Linked DNA regions of Mus musculus: regions 1 and 3 are each linked to region 2. The links are chromatin contacts, found by POLR2A ChIA-PET in ENCODE. All regions are on one chromosome and are shown on one strand. The core of a region is the stretch at or near the end of the contact, and the rest is flanking DNA. Distances in the headings are between cores, read along the strand shown. Region 1 holds the start of Mcfd2 (multiple coagulation factor deficiency 2). Region 2 holds the start of Socs5 (suppressor of cytokine signaling 5). Region 3 holds the start of 4833418N02Rik (RIKEN cDNA 4833418N02 gene).

The links. ChIA-PET counts read pairs that join two places held with the same protein, here RNA polymerase II (POLR2A).
Region 1: POLR2A ChIA-PET joins it to region 2 with 36 read pairs in Patski. The contact joins the promoter of Mcfd2 here to the promoter of Socs5 in region 2. POLR2A ChIA-PET finds 5 or more read pairs at or near these places in 2 of 5 experiments (Patski and embryonic stem cell).
Region 3: POLR2A ChIA-PET joins it to region 2 with 33 read pairs in Patski. The contact joins the promoter of 4833418N02Rik here to the promoter of Socs5 in region 2. POLR2A ChIA-PET finds 5 or more read pairs at or near these places in 3 of 5 experiments (Patski and embryonic stem cell).

The regions. Positions count from the first base shown.
Region 1 is chr17:87,264,501-87,267,843 of GRCm38, forward strand. It overlaps Mcfd2 (multiple coagulation factor deficiency 2), which reads right to left and starts at 1,447. Exons shown (of 4, transcript NM_139295.3): 1 at 1,335-1,447.
Region 2 is chr17:87,105,609-87,108,982 of GRCm38, forward strand. Socs5 (suppressor of cytokine signaling 5) reads left to right here and starts at 2,071. Exons shown (of 3, transcript NM_019654.2): 1 at 2,071-2,439. Gm30510 (a long non-coding RNA gene) reads right to left here and starts at 1,739. Exons shown (of 2, transcript XR_877091.1): 1 at 1,650-1,739.
Region 3 is chr17:87,280,996-87,284,408 of GRCm38, forward strand. 4833418N02Rik (RIKEN cDNA 4833418N02 gene) reads right to left here and starts at 1,819. Exons shown (of 5, transcript NR_015506.3): 1 at 1,179-1,819. Ttc7 (tetratricopeptide repeat domain 7) reads left to right here and starts at 1,891. Exons shown (of 20, transcript NM_028639.3): 1 at 1,891-2,415. The coding sequence starts at 2,229.

The sequences.
Region 1 (3,343 bases), core at 197-2,696, 160 kb after region 2:
CCTATCAGGGAGTGGGCTTTCCTCCTAGCAGCTGTTGGCAGCCTTCAGAGGCTCTTAGTTGGGAATTTACATTCAAAGCAATCACATTTGACAACACCCCAGACATCCTGTTACACGGAGCCAAGGCCAACTGACTAGTGCTTCCTAGTTGTAGTCATCTCCATGCTCTTGAAGTCCAAGTAACCAGCAAGTTTCTGGGTTACAGAAAGCCCCCACATGGGCTGAGGTTGAAAACTTGTCCTGAATAGGCTGGTGTTTAATAGTCTGGTCCATTTGTTCACTGGGGGATTCCAAAGGAATGCCATGCTACCCTTATAACTAACATTTAACTAAGAGCCTAGTTACATAGGGAGAGCAGAGCTGTGAAGGCTGTGAGAACAGTCAGACGCCTCTCGACAGCAAAACACAGGTCACTAAAGAGGCACTCCAGGGGTATCACACACACCCCCATCCACAGAAAGCATGAGAAGAAATATTTCAACCCAAAGCAAAGCACGCCCCTCCATATGGCAGTGAACACCTAAACATGACTTAAGTCCAATCCAGAATATTCAGATGAGGAGGGGCAGGTCTTGAGTAAAGTACAAAGACAGTGAGTGAGTCACAACAGGCATTGCAGGAAGGAAAGAAGAGCTTGGAAGGGCAATGAGAATCCACAGAAGGACCTGGGAATGGGGCAGGGTGGCTGAGCGTGTCTCTACCTCCCCTGTACTGGACACGTTGAGGAGGGTCAATCAATATTAAAGGAGCAGAAAAGAGAGCTGATTGCTAAGGCAAGGTGTCTGGAAAAGTGAGAGTTTTGAATAGGTTCAATGTATTTGATGAGTGTAGGTAAGAGTGACGCCCAGGCCTCTGGTTTGGGCATATGTGTGGATGGAGGTGCCATGTCCCAGAAAGGGAAAACGAGACAAACGAGCATCCCTTGTCTACCTAACCTCCTAGGCTCAAACTAGCCAACCCTGTCGAGACAACAGGACCTGTGGGTCTGCCCCGAGGAAGGTGGGGGAGCCAGAGGCAGATGGAGTAACGCCTGAGACCCGCGTGCTTCCAGGCCAGCCAGGGTCCGTGTCCAGCCCACACAGCTGGCCCTACAGCCTAGTACTGAGACTCCCAGCAATGGGGTGAGCGCAAACAACAGCGCGGTGCTCAGCCGGGCAGACACGTCTGGCCCCCGAAACCCTCTCGGAAGACAGGCTGCCTCCGTGGGCCACAGGTCCCGCTGCGCCCTGAAGGTCCGCATCCTCCACCCCGCCACCCGGGCCTCCCATTCTCGAGCCCCAGGCCGACCGACCTCTGCCCCGAGGGTCAGGCCTCCGGCCCGTGGGTTCGCTCACCCCGATAATCCCCGACGCAGTCGCGAAGCACTCCAACGTGAACCTTGCCAGCTGCCGTCCCTGGGACGCTTTTCTCCGCACGCCGGTCCCGCCCCTCGCCCAGCCGCGCACGCGCACAGCCTCCCGCCCGCCCACCAACGCTGCCGGCCCCGCCCCCTGTGCGACCCGATCCAGTGGATCCACGTGTCCCCTGTGGCTGGCGCGGCCAGACCCGCCTCCCGAGGGCGACACCCTACTGCTAGGGCCCTGGGGAGGCCAAGAGGCGAGCTGGTTGCTAGGCAAACCTGAGGCTCCGGAACGTGGCTCACCGTGGGTTGTGGGCTGCAGGATCCGGAGGAGGCGGACTCCGAAGCTGGCCAGCCTCACCTTCTCTATACTTTGACGGATATCCTTGCTTCCACTACAAACTGAGAGAGTAAAACCCCTAACTCCTGTCCCAGTGAGGCAGCCGGTACTTCTCGGGGATCCTGCGTTTCCAAGACTGACCTGCTTCCATTTTCTTTTTGCTCCATTCCCTGAGCCGCAGCCTCAAGATCCAGCTAGTAAAGTTCCTGAAATCGTCTGGTTTTGTTGTTTTCTTTGAGAGAAGACAATATATTTAAAAAAAAAAAAAAAAAAAAGGATCCTGCCCTTTGATATTAACAAAATTGTCTTTCAGTGAATGTGTATAGATACAGATAGATATATGAGCTTAGGACTGTACATTTTAAAATTCCTTCTCTCCTTTGTATCTTTGAAGATACATAATCGTATTTTTTTTAGATGCACCTACATCAAAGATGGAGAGAGATTATATCAAAGCCCACCCCCACCCCCTCTTCCTTGTAGCCTTGAAAATTGCCCAACAGCACCGTTTTTGTCTCTTTGTCCCACTTTCCAAGATTAAGATTTCAACATTATCCATAGGGAGAGAAAGCCTCTTTCAAGAGTCCCTAAGATATTGCATCTCATTCCATCTCATTCTGAAGGTTAGATTAATTTGGTCCAGTTCATTCTGGGTACCCTGTAGTTGACTGCATTGTACCTACGATCCTTTGTCCTGGGAGCTACAAATGCAGGCAGTTTATGAAGCTCAGTAAGTAGAGACTGGACCGAGGGTAGCCTGGAGCATTCTTCACCTCACACCTCCTAGACTTTTTGTTTTGTTGCTGATTTGGTGTTTTGATTTTTCGAGACAGGATCTCTCAGTGTAGCCCTGGCTGTTCTGGAACTTGCTCTGTAGACCGGGCTGCCCGCAGACTCAGATCCATCTGCTTCTGTCTCCCAAGTGCTGGGATTAAAGGTGTGTGCCACCACTGCCCTGCTCAGACTTTTTTCTAATAAGCACTTGCCACCAAGCCAGATACTCCACCTTCTCTGTGGATGCTAGCTTTTGTCATCTTTCTCTTTCTACTGGATCATTCTTACCTGCATAGATGCTTGCCCTCTGGTTCTTTCCTACAATGCTATTGAAATGGCCATCTCCATGCAAACCAGGTCTCTTCTGACTTGCTTATTCCTCGAAGTCAAACATGGCTCCCATTGTCTCCTTTGTTTGAATGCTGTGGAGGTGGGTTTGAGTTCTGCTATGCTCAAGCTATGCTCAGTGTGACACACAGTCTCCTGCTGCCTGCTGATCAAGATGCAGAACTCTCAGCTCCTTCTCCAGCACCATGTCTGCCTAGATGCTGCCATGCTTCCCACCTTGATGATAATGGACTGAACCTCTGAAACTGGAAGCCAGCCCCAGTTAAATGTTGTCCTTTGCAAGAGTTGCTGTGGTTATGGCATCTCTTCACAGCGATTAAAAACCCTAAGGCACAGCCACACTTTGAAGCATTTTTTTTTTCTTTCCTGACAACTATGCTTGTTGTTCTCCGGTCTGTCCTCCTGGCATCGCATCCTCTGCTCAACGTACGAAAAGAGGGCGCCATGGTGCTGAGTACTCTCATCTAGTGATTTCATCTAGTCCTGTGCTTGAAAGGCCAGTTGCATGCAAACAACTCCCTAAAGGTTTTGTATGTGCATAT
Region 2 (3,374 bases), core at 821-3,320:
TAGTCCTCCATGTGAGCTTCCTTTCAGATAATGCTGAGGTGTGTCAGGCTAACAGCTAAAGCTCACTAGAAGAGGGCAGAGCCTGTAGAACAAAACTGCTCGCATCCTGCACAGGAAGTGAAGCAAAAGGATGAGGGTCTCACAACTCACTATAACCCCCCTCCATGACCTAAAGCTTCCCACTAGCCTCTCTGTCTTTTAAAGGGTACACCACCTTCATGCCAAGGACCAAGAGTAATTCATAGGCCTGTGAAGAACATCCCAGGTCCAAATTATAGCAGATAGGGAGATGCTGGAGCAGTAAGAAAGTGGAGAGAGGCTTGTTCTCTGGTTCCAAGAGCTCTGGAGAGAAAGCTAATGTGGTACTGTAAAACAATACAAGGAACAGAGGAGGAGAAGGCTTGGGGAAGTTCGGAAAGTATGGGTTCCAATGTGGAACTTACTCCAATAGACAAGTAGAGCGGCTAAAAGCTGCTTAGGAATGCAGATCTGGCCCTCACTGACCGGACGCCGGACGTCCATCCGTGATTCTATCTGAATGGCTAGATCATCTCCTGTGCACTGTGTGCCTTCCAAATAAGAGGGCTGAGGGCCAGAACCTGCTACTCTCAAGGAGTCAAAGAGAACAGACAGTTGAAAAATAACTGAGAAAGCAATCTGAGGGTGTACAATGTTAAGAAAGGTAGGGTGGGGCTGAAAAGAGTCTAAGAAAAGCCTTCAAGAAAAAGGTAGTCTGCCGGTCCCACTGCAAAGCATTAAAGACTAAAGGTGGTCAAAAATCTCAATATTCAGCAGGTTGAAGTAGGAGCACCATTACCTAGAAGACAGCTTGGGCTACATATTGCGTTCCAAATCATGCTAGGCTATACAGTGAGACTGTTTCAAACAAACCGGACTAAGGTGTGTGTGACCCTATGTGTATGCCGCTGATAGAAGGACCACTTTGGGGAGATACGCAGGGGGAACAGACTACTGTATTTGAATCATGAAGTAAACAAGTCTTTTTGTCTGAGCACCGGAAAGTAGTATGTCTAAGAAGTGGCCAGTTAGCTTACGAGTGGTAACCACGGTTCTACACTTGATCTTAGCCAAAAGGCCAAGAAGCGGTGGTAACCACGGTTCTAAAGGGGCAGCTGAGGAGTCTCGCGGGTATCACAACCCCCCATTCACTTCTCTGTCCTTGCTGTCATTTCCACGGCCGGGGCGATCCACATAAAATGCAAGCAAAGAGAGGAAGCGACAACACCCCTCCCCTCGTGTATGACTCATCTTCGTGGCAGCTGAGAGCCTGGATAGGAAGAGTTGAATTCAATGAGGTGCCCGGTTTCCCGTTGAATATTGGAATTCAGTGACTCGGATGGCTCCATGCTGAAGGGAGCTAGGGAGACTCATTCACATTTTTTTCCTACCCGGCACTCGCAACCTCCATTCAGCATTTTCCCCTTGGTCTCCCTAACGGAGCCCAAAGGAACAAAGCTACTCCCCACCCGCACCTCGGGTTGACCTTCCACCCGAGCGCCCACCCCTAGCCCGTTCCACGGCCACGTGACCCTCTCCAGCCTCCTAGCCTCCCGGGCCTCTCCCCCTCCCCTCCAGTCCGAGCCCGCTTGGCCCCGCCCACCCCGCCCACGTGTCAGCCTCTCTCCCACCTGACTGGCTCCTCCCTCTTCGGCCGAACCCGGCCGCTTGTCTCAGCTGCCCGACTCCAAAATGGCAGCCGCGCACAGCACGCACCAGCGCGGCCGGACCTCCTTAACTCGCCGGCCTCCCCTCTTTAGCTCCCAGCCTCCCTCCTCCGGCCTTCACCTACCCGCCTCTGGATTGGCCGCCGGGAGTCCCGCCCACCTGGAGCCCCGCCTGCCATTGGTCACGGTAGGCTGCCCTTCAGAGAGGCGTGGCCCAGCCCGCCCCCCACCCCGGGAGGTATTTTCCATTCCGGTGGGGGGCTGGGGGGGCGGGGGGAGGGGAGAGGGTGACGAGGGGGAGGCGGCCGGGAAGGGGTGGGGGCTGGCGGGGGCATCCGGCCGAGCTGGGGTCCCCGGGCTCCGTCCGGAGGAAGCGAGGCTGCGCCGCCGGCCCGGCAGGAGCGGAGGACGGGACGCGCGGGCGGTCGCGCTCGCCCTGTCGCTGACTGCGCTGCCCCGGCCCATCCTTGCCTGGCCGCAGGTGCCCTGGATGAGGCCGCCGCGCGTGTCCCGGCCGCTGAGTGTCCCCCGCGGTCGCCCGGCGCCTGCCCTCAAGCGGCCGCCTCTCCTTGCCCGGGTCCCCGTTTTCCCCCGGCGCAGTCCTCCTCCGGTGGGCGCCTCCGCACCTCGGCGCAGGCGGCACGGCCCTCGGGCCGGGATGGATCCGCCGGGAAGAGGAAGACAAGCCGGGGCGTTGAGCCCCTGCGCACGGTGCCGCCGCGCGTAGTGGGAGCTTACTCGCAGTAGGCTCTCGGTACGTCTCGGAGGAATTGCTTTTCGGTGGGAGTCGGGACACCTAAGGGGAAGAAGGGGTCGTCTGGGGCCGATAGGAGGGCATTCGTCATCGGGGTCGTGGTGGGTCGAGACTGGGTGGGGGAGGTCGTCGGTGCCCACTGCCAAGGGTAGAGGGGGTCCAGGCAGGTCACCTAAGAGCTCCATAGCTCCGACCTGAGGGTCCTCAAGGGCGACGATAAAAGGTCTACCGGGACGTGAAGGAAGGACCGGGGAGCGTGGATGCGGGAAAAGACTGGAGCATCTCTGGGGGGTTTAACCTGGGGTGGTTATTACAGGATGCGGAGGCGGCCGCAAGGAAGACCCCGCTCCAAGTCCTTGAGCTTTTAATAAATGGTTCTTTGGTGCTGGGACTTGGGCATTCGAGTAGCTGAAGCGGAGTGAGTTTGTGGAGAGGGAGTTGCATTGACAGAAGGATGCTGAGGAACAACGTGAATACCCTTGGTTTGGTTCTCAACTTTGAAGGCTATGGGGGTCAGCCACGAGCTTTTGGCATTTTTTTATTTTGGTGTTCCAAGCAAAAGGTGGCTGGCTGCTGGACTTCGTCAGTGATTCCTTATTTTAAATTGTATGTATATATTTGATGGGGTTGGGCAGTTACCAGTTCTCCTGGACATTCTTCCAACTACACCTTGACATTCTTACAGCAGCTTCTCATCTACACCGGAGGCCTGCTCCTTTCAAAGTTAACACTAGGCTAGACTGTCCTATTACGATTTACTGACATTTATCCTAGAAGACGATTAAGTCATGCTTGCTTTTAACTGTTTCTTTACAGGGCCGTGTAAAATTGAACTGCATGTTCTATAGAAGTTTAAAAATGGTTTCTCTTTAAGGAATGAAATGAAAAAGATGCTGGTGTTAGAAGGCTCTGCTAAAATGAGCTCGAGTGTTCTA
Region 3 (3,413 bases), core at 569-3,068, 180 kb after region 2:
TTGACTAAAGTTAATCCTGAATTTGTCTGTGAGATACAAGATTATGTAAATTAAATAAATAAATAACATTACTTTTCTTTAAAAAAAAAAAAAAAGGATCTTGCTATGTATCCCAGGCTGGCCTTGAATTCTTTTTAATCCCCCTGCCTTTAGTTTCCAAATACTATGACAGCAGGCGTGCACCACCACATGCAACAAACCCCACTTGCTACTTGCCTTTTATCTCACCAGATGTTATTAATGCAGTCACAGCTCTGTGACTTTTTCGTTTGTTCTTTTTCCTATAGGTTTCCACTCTCTCTTCCTAATGCTGGTCATTAGAAGATGAGGATCTTGGCTCTGCTAGCAAAGAGCTGAGACGCGGTCAGGCGCCTGGAGGAACACTTGCTTTGTATCTGAGGCACGAACTCTGTGCCCTCCCGTGCCCACACTCAAACTGATGATAGAGTCAAACAGACAAGAGCTAATGCTCTCTGCAGCCAGTCCTCCAGTATTTGCAACCGTGGTTGACAAAAGAATGGGAAGAAAAGATGGGGTTTCTTTGTTTCTATCAGTCTACCCTTCCCCTTTCTGTCAATCCTGCTGTTCCCTCTGGCCCCAGGGGTATCTCCCACTAACACTCTGACTAGGTAAATTGAAAACGCATTCTCAGGATACCCAAGTCAGTCTTTCACTCTTTCTGCCTTCCCCAACCCTCTCCCCACCCCATCCCCCTGCCCCACCGCCTCCGTGAAACCTAGTTCTGCAGAACCTCAGGTTCTGCACACAGGGGCAGGGAATCTTGCCTTCCAGGGAGGAAGGGGGCTTCATTTCGATCACACGGAGGAGCTGAAGTTTTGATAGGGACCGGCCCTGGTAATGGGCGTCAGGAGCCTGTGCTCTGATAGACCCGAAAACCTTAGTTCTGTACTGAAACTTGAAGCTGTAAATTTCCCGGCAGCAAGGGGCAGGGAGTGGAAGGACCTCCCGGAGAAGTAGAAAGCGGTCAGTTTCGAACTACTGAAAAGCTTGCCTGAAATCATTCTCGAACGTTTTCGGAATGGACCTCACAACAAGTGACTTAAGTACAGGCCCTGGGGATTTTTTTTTCAGTGTTGGCTGTGGTTTTAGCTACATCCTCAATTCCCAGGCAGGATTGACAGCTCCAGTTTCACCGAGGGTGGGGTCACGATACTTGCCTTCTAGCCAGGGTAGTCCTGGCTCCGCCCTCCAAGCCCCGCCCAGAGTCCTTTGAACTTCTGGGCACCGCTGGCCTTAGAGCGGAGCAGAGCGGAGTCGGGCGCTCCCTGGAGTTCTGATCAGCCTTTAGACACCAAAATAAAGTAGCAGCAAGTGGAAAATCAGCTGAGATCCTCTTTTAGAACCCAGAGTAGGCATTCCGATGGAAAGAGGAGTCCGGCAGTTAAAACAAACATAAACCCTCTCCGAGTTGGGGACATCCGAAGAGCTTAGGGACTTGCCCCGGCCGGTCTATCCGCAGCCCTGCGGGCGGGCGCGTTGCATCCGACCCGGATCCGCCAAGAGCCCGGGACCAGGACTGTCCTGTCGGCCGCTCCTCGGATTTGTGACGTGCCTCAGGCTGTGGCGGTGACGGGGCCACCACACAAAGCCGGGCGGTCCGGGCGGAGGACCCCAGGCCAAGAGTCCTGACGGGATGGGGAGGGAACGGGGAGCGAGGCGCCCCCGGGCTCCCGGGCTCCCCGCAGCATTAAAGTGAGCACCCAGTCAGCGGCGGGGAGCCGGCGGAGGGCGGCCCGAGATCGCCGTGTGCGCGCTTGGCTTCTGTGGCCTCGCTGGCGGTCGGCTCGCCTAGCCCGGCGGGGGATAGCCACGCCCACTTTGGGGTGGAGCCGCGGCCCGGGGAGGTTCCGCTGTTGGAGACGCCCGGGCACGGGGCGGGAGCTGTGGCAGCAGCTGCTGCACAGGAGGAGACAGCAGCGTCAGGAGCTGCTGCAGCAGCGGCGGAGGCTGCTTCTGGACGCCTTGGGGTCGCGCAGCCGCAGCCCCAGTCCAGAGGCTCCAGGCGGTGCGGTGGGCGCTGCCGCCGCCGCTGCTGCTGCTGCTGCTGCGGGCCCCTTGCCGTTACCCGGGCCCCCTCTGCCACCCGGGCCCCGGATGCCGTCTGCACTCCCGTCAAGCCTGCTGGAGAGTGCTCCCCAGCCTGGACGCCGCCCCCGGCCTGGTCTCCACTCCTCCGCCGCACCTCCCATGACAGCTCCTGCTCGAAGATGGCTGCGAAGGGCGCGCACGGCACCCACCTGAAGGTGGAGAGCGAGGTGGAGCGCTGCCGCGCCGAGGGCCAGTGGGACCGCATGTTCGAGCTGGCCCGGCATCTGCAGATGCTGGGCATTTCCGGCGGCGGCAGTAGCAACCGGCGAAACAGCCCGAGCGGCAGGTTCACCACTCTGGACACCGGTGAGTGAGGGAAGGGCAGATTCGCCCGGAGCGAGCGCGCGAAAAGCACCGCCTCGTCCAGGAAGCGCGACTCAACCGACCCGTCCCGGAGCCGGCGCTGGGTGCTACCCTCCGGCTTGCCGAGGCAGTTAGGAAAGTCGTCTGTCCCAAGAGAAAAATCGCTTTGCAGATTGGGTGTTTGAAGAGAAGAGAGAGAAAGAGAAAAGTTTGTGCTCTCTGCCTTTTAAGGTCACGTGGGTAACCCTACCCTGAAATGGAGGTTTCTGTAGGTATCAGAGAAGTGCATTCATTAGACCGGACCGTTGCCTCCCTAAACTGTCGAAACTCCCTCATGTTAAATTTGTTCCTCTGTGTCTTCTCTTATTTTCCCCTCAAATAAAGTTGAGACCAAGCTCTGTCCACAGCAGACTTAGACCGATGCGTTTGGTCAGAGAAGAGGCCGGCGAACCTCAGTTTCTTCGCCAGTGGCGGACACTGGCCCCATCCAGTCCTGGCAGCCTGTGGCTTTTGCAGCAGGGCTGGTTTAGTTGGGCTGGGCTCTTGTGCTGGGGCGGGAAAGCACCCTGATGGGGTAGAGGGAGAACCCCGCCCAGTCTTCAGACCCAGATCCTGTTTCGGGTGTCTTGCTCTCTGCGGTGGGAGAGGTTCAGAGCCCGCCGCGTGTGCACACCCACCTTTTCCGAAGTGGGCAGAGAATAAGTCCGACTATAAAGAGTTTTCCAAAACCACCCAGCCCGGGACACCTCTGTGGGAGCGATGGGGTGATTATAACCCTGATCCAATATAGTGCTTACTGTGTGCCACACCAACCTCGGGACTTTAGCCGTCACTCCTCCCAGCGACTCCTGTTTCCTGGATTTGCTGTATTTATAGGTAAATAGCTTCATCAATCAGCCAGTAAGTTGTGAAATCTGAACCCAGGATTCTGAGTACACCTTTTCGTTTGTCCTGTGTTCTCTCAAAGATGAGTACCCTTGCAGAGCAACTAGAGTGGATAG